Linked DNA regions of Homo sapiens: region 1 is linked to region 2. Evidence: chromatin loops called from intact Hi-C (ENCODE). Cell type or tissue: MCF 10A. All regions are shown on one strand.

Evidence for each region. Peaks named below come from ENCODE experiments on the same cell type or tissue, not always from the same donor. Only the 100,000 strongest peaks of a DNase experiment are listed, where the experiment ranks them.
Region 1: a loop joins it to region 2, with 3 times the contacts of the local background. A loop is called at or near these places in 3 of 110 quality-filtered maps.

The regions. Positions count from the first base shown.
Region 1 is chr5:137,307,114-137,315,113 of GRCh38, reverse strand. The region is part of intron 2 of SPOCK1 (SPARC (osteonectin), cwcv and kazal like domains proteoglycan 1); the gene reads left to right. Among named protein-coding and RNA genes, the nearest start is that of SPOCK1, 190 kb to the left of the region's middle. In MCF 10A, no CTCF peak of the experiment used is centred here; a DNase peak (open chromatin) is centred at 4,563.
Region 2 is chr5:137,215,978-137,223,977 of GRCh38, reverse strand. All of the region lies in intron 3 of SPOCK1 (SPARC (osteonectin), cwcv and kazal like domains proteoglycan 1), which reads left to right. Among named protein-coding and RNA genes, the nearest start is that of SPOCK1, 280 kb to the left of the region's middle. RefSeq lists a silencer at 3,231-3,380. In MCF 10A, a CTCF peak has its summit at 3,346 (motif pointing right); DNase peaks (open chromatin) are centred at 3,327 and 5,307.

The DNA of each region.
Region 1 (8,000 bases), 91 kb before region 2:
TTTCCCTATCAGAGAAGAGTAGGGACCTGTCGGGATTGGCAGGGGTAAGCAGACAGGTGAGGGTTCCTATTTTAGAGAAGCTACAGGATTTGGTGCATACTGAAGCTGACTTTGGTGCATACAGCCACTCTTTCAAATGTTCCTGAAGACAACTCATTTCTGCTGGGTATTGAGACTGAGCTGGTGCATGTAGGTGGACAGACAGTTTTAAACACTACTATCTCAGTAAAGCCAATTAAAGACATGGAACTGGCTGGGGTTGTCCTGAGAGCCTAATTTATGGAGCACCTGCTTGGTGCTGGTGCTGAGCTCAGGATGAGAGGCAGTGGAGGAGTAAAGAGAACATGGAAAACGTGGTCCATGCACTCTAAAACCTTTAAATATGGCAGGATCCCATATGTCCTTTTAAATAGAGCCAGGCAGTAAACCGATAGCTAAGGACTGTAGCTGTGGATAAACAATAGACAGGTGACAAATACTGATACTGGCTACTTTTCATAGAGAACAGAGTGTGTGTTCCTGGCACTCTGCTGGGTGCTTTATAGATGGCATTTCTAATTAATTTTTTGAAAATCCCCAAAGCAGGTTTTATTATCTCTGTTGTACAGGTGAGGAAAATGAGACTCAGAAAGCTTGTCATTGGAAGAACTGGGGTTGCAGTACAGGTTTGTTATGTGCCAAGTCCTGTCTTCCTTCTGTGGAATCATGTGTCACTTCTAAATCAAGCCCACAGAAGCTGGTGGAGATACTAGAGTGCAGAGATGGTAGCGTTTGTGAGGCTGGAGTTTGGAGGCCTTTGAACTGGTATTAGAAAGTAAGAATTGTCCCAGTATCATGTGAGAGAATGATGTTTTCTGGTCCTTATTCACTGATGAGCAGTGATGTGCCTGGTTGCCTTGTTAATTAAAATGAGCCAAGAAAAGGAAATGAGATGGGCACTGCTTGTCCTCAGAGACTGTCAGGCTGGGGAGGGGCTGGGGAGAAATGGAGGGTTAACTGGGATAAAGCCCCTGGGCAGGAAAGCCTAAGGGGTAGAGCTCAGAGCTTGAGGCCAAACTGAATTGAGATGATCTAGAGACAAGGAGCTCTGAGAGGACGATGGGAGGAGAGCTTGGATGTCTGCAGGTGGGTGTGGTGCAGGACCATCTGGGAACACAAAAAGCAGGCTCTAGCCAGAGTCTCCTTATCTCCCTGTTGTGAGCGTATGTCAGTTCTGCTGCTGCTCTCTTCTGTGGGAAGCATTTATAAAGGGGTTCTTCATTTCCCCCAGGATGTGGAGCCTTGCAGTATATGATCAGAAAGAGCTAGGTAGGAAAATGGTTCCTTTTCCTGTCATGCATGAATGCAACCCTTTTGTAAATGCCCTTGGTCCAAGGAGCTCTGGAAGAACTATAGGCAGCAGCTGGGTAGGGTAGGGTGGCCTCCTGGCCAAGCAGTGGGTTGTAGCTTGGATAGACTTGGATGATTGTTTTCCCCAGAGCATCTATATTTGTGCAAAGTAGCAATATGTTCTGGGAGCTTAGAAGAATGGGGTCAGGTTCATTTTAAGAGGAGGTAGGAGGCAGGCTGGAGCCTGTGACTCTCCTATGGATCCCTTCTGAGGCTGCTGGTGTCCTTGTTTTGGGTGGGTGTCACAGGTGCCCGGCCTGTGCCCTGATGATTTCCTGAGACCACCCCTTGCAGCAGGTAAGACACTTTCTGAAGCAAAATGCTGGGCTTTACTTTTCTTCTCTTTAATCTTTTTGTCCTGTCAATGTCTGGCTCTTCTGTGTGCCCATACCTCATCCCTACTTCCAACTAAATGATTGTAGTGTCCTATCAATAAGGCTAATAGAATTAATGAGTATAGCAGGGACTGGCTTATGTGTTGCTCCAAAAGTATAATGCTTTATGTTTATTAAAACACACACATCTCCACTGGGCTTTTAGGAGAGACTCTAACTGTGGGAATTTCAGGCACTTTTGGGAATGGATGGTAGGGACACATTTTGGTCCAGGTAACTTAACCCCACCCTCTGTTACCCCAAGTAGGTGGCATTGTGTTCTCCTGGGTCTAGCCTTTCTTTTACTGTAGGAGCTGCACGGGGAAGACAGCAACCCAGGATACTCCTGGTTGGGATTCATGTTTACCTGCCAGTAGGAAAATGGGCCTGTCCCTGGTTGACTGTGGCCTGATGGTAGCTGTCATCCTTCAGATCTACACAGAAGTGGGCATTCCTCCTCCAGTAGCATTTAGTCTTCAGAGAAGTCCTCCTAACACAAAGGAATCTCCTGCAAGTGGACAATTTACTGGATGGGGATGATGGGAGAGAGATAGAAGTAGGATTTTGGGGCAGAGAGAGCATCTCTTTTCAGAACCTCTATACACAGCCCCTGTGGGTGCTTTCCTGTCCACTGTACCCTATCCACTGTACCCTACTCGCTGTGTGCTTGAAGGATGGGCCTGCTGCTCCTGAAAGAGCACACATTCCAACCTAAACCACCCCAGATTCCTGACAGCTGTGGGCTCCTGCATTGGCACTTCTTGGAATAATATAATTCGTAACCCAGCATCTGAATTTAAATTAAGAGAAAACAACAACAACAAAAAATTTAAAAAAAACAACCAAAATTCTGGTCCTTCCTCACCAGTGTGGTGACAAAGGGTTTTGACTGTTTATGGCATGGTTTTCCTGAAGGCCTCAGCAATTTTTTGCTTTATTCTCCAACCCTCCTGGAGGAGGTCTCTCTCATTTGAGTGCTGTGGGGATGAGATCAAGCAGATCCATGACCCTCTGAGGTCCCAAGACTAGGCCAGACCCTGGAGTCTGGAACCTGTGACATTCCTTCCCTCTCCACCTCTCCTGACAGCAGGCTGCCTGGGACCAGGCATGGTAAGCTCTTTCAGGCCAGCTCTGCTGCTAGGGATTTAAGGGAGTTGAGTTTGAATATTGAGCCATCCCCTAGGGGGTTTCCAGGCATTTATTGAAATGAGATGTGACTAGGATCTCTTTGAAAAAGAAGTACCCGAAAGAATTGGCATATTAATGGAGCTACGTGCCAAGCAATGAAAGTGTCTCCACATTTTCAAATACCTGGGTACCTGATTTTTCTAGTTTGGGGATAGAAATGGAAGACTAACTTTTGTCAGACAGTAAAGCCTAATTAATTCAGGCGAGCTAAGTAAATTAGGGCACAGGCATACACTGCGATGCTAGGCAGCCACTAAAATGATGCTGTAGAATATTTAATGATATGAAGCAAAGTTCATGCTTTATTAAGTGTAAAAAGCAGGTTACAAAAGACTGGGTACAGACTTATCCTATTCTTTCATAATTAAAAAACAGTATACAAAAAGACTGACTAGGCAGACATCAAAATGTTAACAGTGATTCTTCCTGGGAGTTCTGCTTTCAGGTGATTATTTTAAAATTTTTACATATTTATATATTTTTCAGAGTATACATGATATTTATCAAAAGGAGAAAAGTCAATAAAAGTGTACACATGTGCTTATGTGTGTGTAAAGATTAGACTGAAGGAAAAGAGCGGAGTAGATAGTTTGAAATTATTTAAAATTATGTTGGACACATTACTTATGCTTGCAGATGAAGAAACTGAGGTTTAACAGAGTGGGAATATCCTTATCTGTTATATATGCTTGTTGTAATTATTTATGGAAGAAGAACATTTGTAAGGTATCCAAGACAGTGGTATGTTTTAATACTCCCCAGGTGGTTTTAATATGCGGTCCAGATTGAAAACCAAACATTAGCATGGTGGCTCAGGAACAGACAGAAATTTGCAGTCACCCTCCTTCCCACCCCTCAACAAGAGAATGTAGGGAGGTGCTTAGCACATAGTAGGTATCCAGAAGATTCATCTTTTTTTTTCTGGGATCAGTGCTTTTGTTCTGGTTAAAATTAAACCATGACATTCTGAAGCCAATGGGGAAAAGAGATGACTTTGAATTTATCCCTTTTGGATTATCTCTGTTTGTTAAACCAACACTCAGAGGCTCTACCTTGTGGCCTGAGATCCTAGTACCCATTTGGAAATGTGCTTTTTAAGAGGAAAACACATAGATTTTCAGACTGGCCTTCCGGAGGTTTGCTCTTGAATGAGAGAAGGGTTCCCCAAGGCCTGTTCCCTCACAGAGGGTGCCTGTGTTAGGGAATTGAGCAGTCCTTCTGTTCCTTTGTCATGAGGGTCAAATTGATTTTAAAGCTGTGTGTTACCTGCATCTGGGGGAGGTAGCTTTTTCTTCTGTTCAGCATCATAGTTTCTCATTTCCTGGGTGGCTTTTGCAGTTTTACATGGATGTTATTCAGTAGAAAATAGCCAGTAAGTGTTCTCCAAATTATTAATTCATTAATAAACCCATTAAACCCTTGCAGCTTTGCAGCAATTAATGATGAGGTCCATCCTCCATTGGAACTGTCATTTTCAGATGCAGATTCCCACTTTGTTTGAGTGGAACAGGGCAGATATAGGAAAAATGCCAAAGAGTTGTTGGATGACAGGGCTGGAGATTTTTGTGCAAATTCTCCTTTCGTCACAGAAAGCAAGTTCCACAGAGGCCAGCTCATCAAGTATATGTTGCTGTTTTGATGATTAATGATTCTGGCATGTTGATCCACCCTACTTTCTTCAAAACAATTATTTCAACTGTAGTCTCCTCTGGGGAATGGCTTCTTATAGCTAATAACTCAGTAGACGATATAAAATTCTTAAATGAGGATGACACTAGCATGGTTCCACCTGGATGCCATTATGCTGTGGTGTTTATAATTACAGCGAGGTCTGCTTACTTTTTTCCTGAGCTCAGAAAAGCTTGGTGCCATTCATTTAAATGGGAGAGACAGGAACTTCTATTTATAGAGACTGCCCATGCTGGGAGCTGTGTTAAGCACTTTGCGCCTACGTTTTCTCATTTAATCCTTTTAAGACTCCTTTTGAAGAAGGTAATGTCTTTTCCATTCTACAGAACTGGCTCAGAGAGGTTCAGTAACTTGGCTGAGACACACAGCTAGTGAGTGGTGCCACCTGAATTGGAAGAATCACAGGATCCTGGCTTGAAAGTCTATGCTCTCTTTAGGCTTTTGTGCCTCTGGGGTTATTGTACAAAGAGGCAAGCAATTTTGAGTGAAGGTTCCTCGGTAACTAGATTAATGATGTATATGTGGAAAAAGAGACATTAAGTAACAACTATTTATAGAATGCCTATGACATGTGATATGTCAGACCCTCTTGGAAAAGTAGAAACTATAAATTGAATGGGGGGTACTCACTGTTTGAGCACCTCCTACTTGGGAGGCATGATACTAGATGCTTCACATGCATTTTCTTATTTAATCCTCAGGATCATTCTATGTGATAAGTCTCTGTAGCCTTAACTTAGAGCTCAGCGAAGATAAGTAATCTGCACACATAGAAACACAGATTTTAAGTGGCAGGACCAGGATTTGGGCTCATTTTTGAGTTTGTTATTAACAGATAATTACAGTGAGTGAGAATCAGGTTATAGCGCACTCAACCCATGACAGAGGATCAATGTACTCATCAGACACATAGGATGTGTTTAGTGCATGTCCCAAGAGGAAAGGAGCAGGCACTGGGTGGAGAATAACAATGCCTGGCTGAGAAAGTGGGCAAGGCTTCAGGAGGAGGGGAGGTTTGGTTTGGTTCCTAGGGAGCTGGAGTGGGCTCCTGAAACAGGTGGTGAGGACAAAGGCCTGGAGACCAGGCTGGGGCGGCCAAGAGGAGCCCACAGAGGAGGTGCCTGGCACCTGGGACCCTGAGCAGGAATTCCAGGAACTCTTTGCCCTTCTCCTTATCCATACAGTTTTCTTATGGGCTCTCTGCTGCCCCTCTCCTTGTGCCAGGAACCAGTTTGGAAAGCTGTTCCCCTTGGGAGTCTCTCAGTGTTACAGAGGAGAAAGAAAGATGGCAATGATGTATGCATCCTTCACTTCACACTGAAGATCTATCTACTTTTAGATGACTTTTTCCCCAAAATGCAATGGGAAATTTTTTTTTGTTCTGATATTAAAGCAATTCCTACTCATTACAGAATAATCAAATTCTTTAGAAAAGCACAAAGAAGGGGGAAAAAATCCAGCATCTCACCACCTGGAGATAACCACAGTCAAAATGTTATGTATATTTCTCCAGTCATTTTTTTTAAGTGTGTAAATGTGCATACTTCTCAACGTCTGCTCTCTGGGTATAACACTGTTTCACTGTCTTCTGGTTCTCTTCACCATAACCCTCAGTCATCTTTATACATCAGTATGTTTAGATATGTATCATTGTTTCTAATGGCTGCTGAGTACTCCATAGGATGGTTGTATAAAAATTCTTCTTTAGATGGTGTATCTGTCAGGGTCCAATCAGGAAAACAGACCCATAATAGGTGTTTTAAATGGAAAATATTTTATACAGGGAATTGGTTACACAGGAGATGAAAGAGCTGAGAGGAGCAAGAAATTGCTACCACCCCTGGGCTAGGGGTCACACGGGAGGAGGCAGTGATGATACCAGAGGCCAGGAGCCAGGGCCTTCTGGTAGGAGCTGGAACCGCAGATATGCTGTCCTTTGGAACCGGGGCCCTGGAAGAGATGCATGGCACTGCTCTCTCACTGCTGAGGTGCCCCTCAAAGCAGGGGAAGCTGGGGAGAAATGCCCTGGCTTCTGGTTTTCTACCTTCCAACATTCCATCTGGGCCTCCCACTGGACAAAGCTGCCTTGCTGCAGCCAGAGGTCAAAGGAGAATGAGAAATGCTTTTCTCTCTGATACAGAGCAGAGCAGAGGAGAGGCAGAGCCAGGAATTGTTCTGAGATCAAATAGGCAGATGACTGGTAAGGATGAGAATCAGTCAACTTAGTCCAAAGGCTTTGTGTGTCTGAAAAATCTTGGTAGAATTAATGAGATGATATCTTTTTAGTACTTTTGCATGCCCTGCACTGGCTGAAGTCCAGTTGGGAATACAAAGAACTATAGGACATTGCTCCTGCTCTGTAGTAAAGTTCAATAGGGGAGATAATAGGAAGGCTAACAGCACCTGCTGTTTGTTGAGCATTTACTAACTGCCAGGCACTGTGCTCAGCCCTTTGTGTATATCATCATTTTAATCTTCATGGCTCATGGCATCACATTCATTTCTTTTGGACATTTACCTTGTTTTGTCATTATGGAAATGCATACCTGGTTTAGTGCAGGATGTGTTCCTGGAAATGAAAGTGCTCACTGAGTCAGCACTATGCAAGGTCATGACACTTGAGCCCCTGCAGCACAGCGTTCTAGTCTTCAGATGTTGGCAGTCACCCTTCCAGGCAAAGTCCTCAAGGCCATGTCAGGCATCCATCTTTGCCTATTATACTCTCAATTTCTGACAACTGCAGGGCAGTCCATCCAGGCTGCAGCAGTTTTTATGATGTGCTCTCTAAGTCACCGAAGTGGTCACCAATGACTAAAAGCCTGCTGGCCTTTGCTCTGTGTTCTGTAGGTTTTTATCTGGGAAATTGGCATTTTAGCATCATGTGCCAGATTCTTCCTTTGCTAGACAACTTTTGCAAACCATTATGAGTGTTACCCACAATGGGTAAAAACCATGGACCAGAACACAAAAAAAATGGTGAGAAGAGAAGCTTCAGCATAGTGCAGCAGAATTGAATTGGCTCATGATGGTGTGGCAGAACATGTTGGCTGAGAGCTTTAGCTGTATGGTGGGGCCGTGTTTTTTCTCCCTGGCTGAGAGCATAAACAGTTCTTGGAGAAAAGTAGGTAAATCAAAACTGTGCCATTGTGGCTTATGGGTATGTATGTTTGGTAGTTAGAAATGATTTTGGAGACGGCAGTTAAGTGGCTGGGCTCTTCCATCAGCAAAGGCCTGCCTCCAGCTTTGTCCTGTGAGAATAAGGATCATGTCTTGCTTTTGTACATAATTGTATCTTTATCTCCTAGTGTGTGGAAACTTAACAAATATTTACTGGGCGTTGGATATGTACACTACCATATA
Region 2 (8,000 bases):
TTCAAGAAATGACTCTTAACCATTCTCTTATTATTTAGTAGGTGCGTGCACTAAGGTGATTCCAACTTTTTCAGATTTAACTTTTTCATAAACTTTATTTTGTACATTATGAACTGATGCCCACAAATGACCCTTTTGTCCACTAGCTTTATATTTTTTTTTCAGATGTTCCTGAGTAGGCAGACATTCTGAACTCTGGCAGGGCATGTCAGCTAACGGTTCATGTTTTTGGCAAGACCATCACCTTTGCTTGTACAACCTTACATGTTTGAGCAATTTTTTGAACATTTAGAACATGTTTTTGCTCATTATTTTATCAACATGTGATAAAATGAGAATAATTTCATCTCATTGTTGAAAATATGTGTTGAAACCTGGGTCTCACAAATGTGGAGATAACATTGGGAGTCATTAAGCAGGCCCCAAATGGTGAATCATTAGTCTCAGATGGATGGTCCCTGGAATTAAGACAGCCAACTACGTAGTCAATTGTGAGGAAAGAGGAAAATAAAGGGCACAAATGAAGTGCTGAAAATGTGTCATCTAAGATGATATTTCAAAAGCTGAGTTATTAGGAATTTCATGCTGTTTTTAATACGTAGAGAACAGACAATCCCCCATAGCTACACCTGTTGTTTCATTGTCATGCTTTTTACTTTTTTTTTTTTTCATGTTATAGCACATTATGTACAGGGCTGCCTTGGATTATAGGGGCTACCCCTTTAATTTGTCATCAAAAGTTCATTTTTCTCATATCATGATTGGGAGAAAAGTGACAAATTAATTGATGGAAATGGTGGTCTGTTCCTGTCTCCATCCTCAGTCTCTTCCTGCCCAGTTGTTATCTCCTTTCCCTGCTTTATTTTTGCCATAGCATGGATACTTGTTTATCATCTGTATGTCACTGGTAGACTATTAGCTCCGTAAGAGTAGGGAGTTTTGCCATTCTAGATCAGCGTGTCTCAACAGTTTTTTTCATTATCACTTCCCTAAGAAGACTTAAATTTTTTTTTCCTAATTGCCTCTCCCCTTTCTGAAATTTAAAGCCACCAATATACTGTGTATCTGTTTAGATGCTATTTGTCTATCTGTGCTTTATATGTAAAAAGAAGTGTAAGATTTTGTTTTCATCCCTCAAAAACCAGTTTTCACTCCCTTGAGGGACAGTGTGGCCCCCTTTGAGAAAGCACATTCCAGACCTAGTGTCAAAAGGAGTACATGGAGCACAGTAGGTGCTCAATTAATTTGTGTTGAATGAATTTGACTTACCTAGGATGTCTGTCTTCATGAAAGTGATTAAACCCACACATAAATGATGTGCTTGCTGTTTTCAAGCACCTGTTTTTAGAATTTCATTGTCTTTTTTTCTTTTTCAGTAGAGGCCAAACAAATGTTGGCTAACCACTTGACAGATATGTGAAGGGGGTCTCCCTCTTATAGTTGTATTAAATCTGTGCTCTTCTTTTAAGAGTCTGATTATCCAGGAGAGGTAATGCTTTAATTGAGGGTCTTATTTAAACCTATAGATAATTATCCCTGATGATCTATGTATACACAGAAAGCAAATGTACAAATTTACTAAATGCTCTTATTAGCTACTGGTGTTAGCCTTTGTTCCCACTTAAGCTCTGATACTGAAACTGAACTGTTTGGTGACAGAGCCCCTGAGAGTATTTTGCTTGGCCTTACCCAAAGAGAGGTTCCCCCCACCTACTCTGAAGTGGGGGCGGGAATCAAATAGAAGCACTTAAACAGATCTTCTTAGTGTACTCTGGATTTGCCCAGGCAGCCTGTGTGTTTTTAGATCCCTTGATACTCTGCAGCTGCTTTGTCCTCTCTCCTGATGGCGTATGTATGTGACATGATAAAAGCCAGAGTTTTGAGTACCTTAAATAAAACAAGAAAACTCGAGGCTTCATGCTGTCCTCTGTGATGGGAATAGTAATAAAAGCATGACAATTGGTGTGTTAAAGAAGCCAGATACCAGGAAGACCTTTTCAGATGGAGTCTGATCAAGGCTTTCTCATCAGACAGAAACAAACCCAGTGCCTGAGCCCTGTGGAGGGTGGGCGCTGCTTCCCTGAGATGCTGTGGGAGGAATAACTGGTTGTGTACATTCCCAGAAGGAGAAGTATTCATTCATCATTTTCATTATTGCCTTGTTTCTCCACAGAAATATTTCAGATGCTAATTTTCTTGGAAGAGAAGATTGACATTCACACTTACTTTTATTTTAACAATTAAAGAAAAATAATGAATATTCATGCCAAGAAAATGAACTTAGTTACAGTCTAAACACATATCATAATGAATGGTTCTGATATTTGGACCCTCATGGCTGTAATAATACAGTTAAGTTCCTAAAATTGGAATCTATTGTCATCTCAGTCATTGACTGAAACTGAAAATATCTCATCGAAGATGTTGTGTAAAGGTCTCGGTTATTAGGAATTTCATGCTGTTTTCGACACCCGGAGATGAGGCAACCACCCTCATAACATATAGATCTGTTGAATTTTTTATTTGCTTTGTTGGGACAGATTCCTTGAAACAAGACCTCTGTGTGTCATATATATTGCCTTGTAATAATTTTCATTTTAGGGGGGTTAGGAGTGCTGTCTCTTCGAGTGCTTTTTTGCAGCTGGATGCACATGGCAGTTTCTGAAATGGGCCTGGACTTTTATAACATGAAGCCATGTGCTTTTCTTAGTAACTATAACTCATTGGTCATTTACCTTAGGATGGACAGACATTTAAAAGATGGAATTTTTGGAAGGTGCCAAAATCAGACATTTAAAATGGAAATTTCCAAGGCAACAGGCTATTTAGAGGAAACTTGTGAATCCTTTTAAAATTGGAATGCCTCCCCCATTTATGTTTCTACATAGATATTTGGGTTTTTATATTCCAGTTTTTCTCAAAGTGAGACACACCTATTTAAGCAGATATATTTCTGCTGGCCACGTTTCTGTGGCTGTTGGCTTACTGTGCTGGAGTGTTAAATGAGTGATTCTAAGAATAATTGCAAAGATGCTTTGAAAACATGGATATAAAGTCACACATCTTAATAAAAGTTGGGGGACTTTTTCACTAGACTTTCTTTAGAATGTTAACATTTTCTGCTCTGGAACCATGTGTGTGCCCGAGAAAGGCTGAGGATTCAGTATGGAGACTAGCAACCTTCACTTATTCACTCACTCACCTACCTATTCGCTGACACAGCCTCTTAGTGACCATTTGCTCAGTGCCTGCTGAGCAGTGATTCCTATCTAAGGTGCTGACGAAACAGATGACTGTGACTCAGTCCTTGTCCTTAGTGTCCTCACTGTTTAGAGAAACCCAACAATTACACTAGAGGGCAGTGGAGTTCATAGTGGTTAGGAGACTAGACTCAGGAGTCAGACCTGGGTGATGTGGGCCAAATTATTACATCCTATGTGATGTGGTTTGTTCCTCTATAAAGTGGGGTAAAATACAAACAACCTCACAGGGCTCTTTGAGGATTAAGTAATCTAAATCCATGTAAAGTACAGTTCCTTGCGTGTGATAATACTTAGAAAATGATGATCCATTCATGGCTTCACAGCCAGGTGCTATAGAGAGTGACTCAAAATGCATCCTGGGGGGCACTGCCAGGCAGGGCGACTCAAGTGAAAGGATTAGTTATGTACATGCCCCCCAAAATGAGAGAAGGTTGTTTTCTTTTTCCACAGATTTAACCAAAATGGTGCTTTTGGAAATGAGGAGTTGTCAATATGGGATGTGGAGGACATGATTTTGAGGTCATTTGATTTTGTTCTGCACTGCTCTGTCTCTGTGCTCCCCATCTTCCTCCCTCTGAAACATGGGTTCTTGTTGCTCTATCTAGAAACACCACCCTCCTGGGTCAGGAGATGCAACTGACCCCCACTAGATGGAGGGCATGGTGTCTAGATACCCTGGGCTATTCTTTCAGAATCTACTTCTGGGGCAGATGGAGTACTGGATGGGTTGCCCAGGGCTTAGAGACTAGATCAAGAGAATCCTGAAGGCCATGGCTCTAGAAAGGTTCACATTTTCTAATTACTTCTTCAGGACCTGCTCACTCTAAGGAGGCAAAGCAGCTCTAAAAGACACCATGGAGGCCCTATAAAATCATCATGTCTCTCCAGGAAAAATAGCCACCTAGGTTATCTTCAGTGAAGTAGACTAGGGGCCCAGCCAGGGCCAAGACCTCAGCTTCCTAAGCACTCAACACAGCCTGGACAGACATATGTTCAGTGAATACTTTGATCATGATGAGCTCTAGAACATTGGGCAAAGGCACTATGCCAGTTATTGTTTCTTCACACATCTGTGTGTTTTCTGGCAATAAGGTATACTTTCTCATGAAATTTGACCTGGAGTTTTGTTTGGTGGTATTTTGAGCTTCTATTCATTTGGAGAAAAAAAGGCATGATTCTTAATTGCTGTAATTTTACCTTCATGAATTCAGAAATGCGAGTCCTGGAATAATGAATCCCCTTTTATAAAGAAACATATTTGCAGCAATGCCAATTCCTGGCTCATTAGGCCCATTCTAGCAGCGGAGATGTCTGGCTTTCCCCAGGGCAGGACCTGCTAAGTGTTGGGATACTCTTACTTTTTCCAATCCCTCTGCCTCCACTGAACTCCACCTCTCACAAGGAAGAGTTAACATTTAATGAAAGGATCTTTTGACACCCACTGCCAGAATCCTGCTTACTTACCACTCTGCAAATAATTTTAAATGAGTGATTTTTGTCATCTTAGCATCATTAATTCAGGTTCACACAAAGAACACAGTGTATTTGTGTAAAAGGCTACTAGACAAATTAAGAGGGTGATGCTAGCATTTCCTGTGTGCAGATTTGGCAGCCGTCATCTATTTGGAGAGATTCCAGGTGAGATCCTAGGGAAGAGAGCTTTGTATAAAACAGGTTTCTTCTCATATGCCTCCTTAAGGTTCCCCCTTGCAGGTCTTACAACAAAGGAGTGCCTTGGTGGGGACCCTGCATTTTGTCTGTCCCACTTCAGCCTGCTTGGAGCCAGCCTGGGCACTGCTTTTTTCCTTGTTGATGATTTTCTTTCATATCACCATGCCGCCTCTGCCCAGGTACCTGGCAGCTAGTTACCTTTGGTGGTATTGTCTGGTATGGTGGTCTGATGAGAAGGAGCTCCTCCTTGGGCAGGTTTGGGACCACCTGTGCTTGTTGTACACCTTAAATGTAGGGGAAGAATCTGACTAGCTACTATAGGACTCAATTCTGGCAGCTTGCTTCTGCTGTGTCTCAGGAATGAGACCAGTGGCTCATTTGTTTGATGTAGCTGAGTCATACAACTTGTCAATTTTCCCAGCAAAGCGTGAATAAAATCTAGTCTTTCCAGAAGGATTAAATAAGTGGCATTGTTGTTCTTTTGCTTAATTCACAAGTTTTCTGGGATTCCAACTTCAAATATTTGTTACCTTGAAAGGAAGTTAATTTCTCAGCTTTACAAATTGTTCATTTCAATCAGAACAAAGCAGGAATGCTGTTTTACAGTTGTCATTAATTGGATAACTTGCAATGTCCAAGAACCATGTGTTAGGGCTGTATTTAGAGCAGTCTCCTCTGGCACCTGATGATGTGGTCATCTTTGGTATACCTTCTATTATTTCTCTCTGGTCAGTTAGAAAAGGCACTGTCCTTTGCATAGGGAGATCTTACCATCAACCCATTAGACCGAAAGTCAAGAGACCAAGATTCTACTTCCAACCCTGTCACTAACAAGCTGTGCTTCCTTAAACAAATTACACCCCTCTGATGGGATTCCATTATCCCAGAGATGAAGATAAAGGATCGAGCTTCATCTTGAACTCTGATTAGTCAGAAATGGATTTGTGGTCACAAGTCAGTGGGGAAGAATTCTGTAATTGATTAGCCATGTCTGCCTTAGGGGAGGAAAGGGTGAGTGTTGGCAATCCTGAGCTGGGTCTTGCCAAATCTCCTTCTCCTTCTCCTTCTAACCATCTATACCTATGTAGAAATATAGATGCGGTAAGGTTGGGTAAGTAAGATAGTGCAGTATAATGGATAGGAGTAGGGTTGGAGCCACACAGCCTGATTTCTATTCCCGCTTGTCACTTATTAACCACGATACCTTGGATACATTACTTAGCTTCTCGGAGCTGTAATTTCCTCATCAGTAAAAGGAGAGTGTTGTAGTCCTTACCACAAAAGATTGCTATGACTGAGTCAGGCGTTTTAAGTACTTTGCATAGTAGATGATCAGTAAAAATGTTATCAAGCTGTTCTTACTAATATAAGAAGTACAGTGAGTACTTACTTCAGTAACAGTGGCTGACTTTGCCAAGCAGTTTTTTATTTCAAACCACAGTGTGATACCGACATTTGGATGTAGATGACAACCTCTAAGCAGCACAGAGGCGTGTTACATCCCATCCCTGAAGAGGAAATCCCATCTTTAGAATCAGAGCATTTGAGCTGGAAGCAATCGCAGAGTCCATGTTTTACAGATGGGAAACGGAGGCTGTGGTGGGGGAGGCTCTAGTCCAGTGTCCCTGGGTGGAGGCAAGGCAAAGTGGGGCCTGTTCTCAGACTCCAGCACATTCTTGAACTCTGTCTCTTTCCCCTTGGCTTAGTGCTGCCCAGCACAGGGGCCTCTGCAAGAAGAGGAGTTAATGCTGGATGAGATGGTGCTCTCTCAGTGCTCCTACAACCACGGGCTCTGGGGAGTGATTTAGATAGAAGCAAAGTGCTGCTTTGTCACTGGGAGCATGTTTATTTATTCATTATGTTTGAAAAGAGACTCCAGTACATGAATGAAATTCTTCAGTCAACTGAGTTTTGTTGTCTTTGTTGGTTTATCTTGATTCCTTGTGGCTTCTCATGGGCCTCCCTGTCTTGTTCTCTGTTCCCAGTGTCAAGTCTGAGCTCTCCACTCCCTTCTCCCAACCTAGGCCTTCAGAAACTTGCCTCCTAACCCACCTCCTGCCTCTGGGCTCCTCTCCTTGTCCTCAAGCCTCCTAATTCCTGCCTTATGCCTATTTTAAAACCTTGCCTTTTGGCCACTTCTTTCCATTGTGATTTCCTACTTATCCTGAAAGTCAGCCAAAAGATCACCTCTTTTATGCCTTTCCGAGTGATGGTTTCACAACACACCCCCGACCCCTGATTCCTCCAGGTAGAGTTGGGTGGTGTTTTAATCTCCCTTGCTCTTATTTCATACTTGCTTATTTTACTAACATATTGCATGAGCCCTTTTTTTTTAGACGAAGTCTTCCTCTATCACCCAGGCTGCAGTGCAGTGGTGTGATCTTGGCTCACTGCAGTCTCTGCCTCCCTGGTTTGAGTGATTCCCCTACCTCAGGCTCCTGAGTATCTGGGACTCCAGGCATGCACCACCACACCTGGCTAATTTTTGTATTTTCAGTAGAGATGGGGTTTTACAACATTGGCCAGGCTGGTCTTGAACTCCTGACCTCAAGTGATCCACCCGCCTTGGCCTCCGAAAGTGCCGGGATTACAGGCATGAGCCACTGCACCCGGCCTTACTGTTATGATCCTTGAAAGAAACATTGCTATATTATACAATTTGTATTTGCTATCACTAGCATAATGGCTGCCCTGGGTGAGTATTTTATAAATGTCTGGATGTTGAACTGAATGAGCCATAACAGCTAATGTTTCTTGCATGCTTTCTTTGTGCCCAAAGCTCTGCAGGGCCATATACAAGCATCTCATTTGATTATCTTGAGACCCCTCCTCAAGACAGCCTTCACCTGCTGAATGTGTCACCCATTCTGTCTGAGTCCCTCCTGTCATTTAGGGTCTACCTCAGTGCCCCCTTTCCCTGCCATGCCATGGATTGCCTGATCATCCTTACTCTCTTCAGAACTCATGTCATAGGGAGCATTACATGATGAGCCATCCTTTCATTGGACATTTGGTATGCCCCCTGGATCATTTGCTTCTGTAAAAGAGGGGCCAGGCTTTGACTTT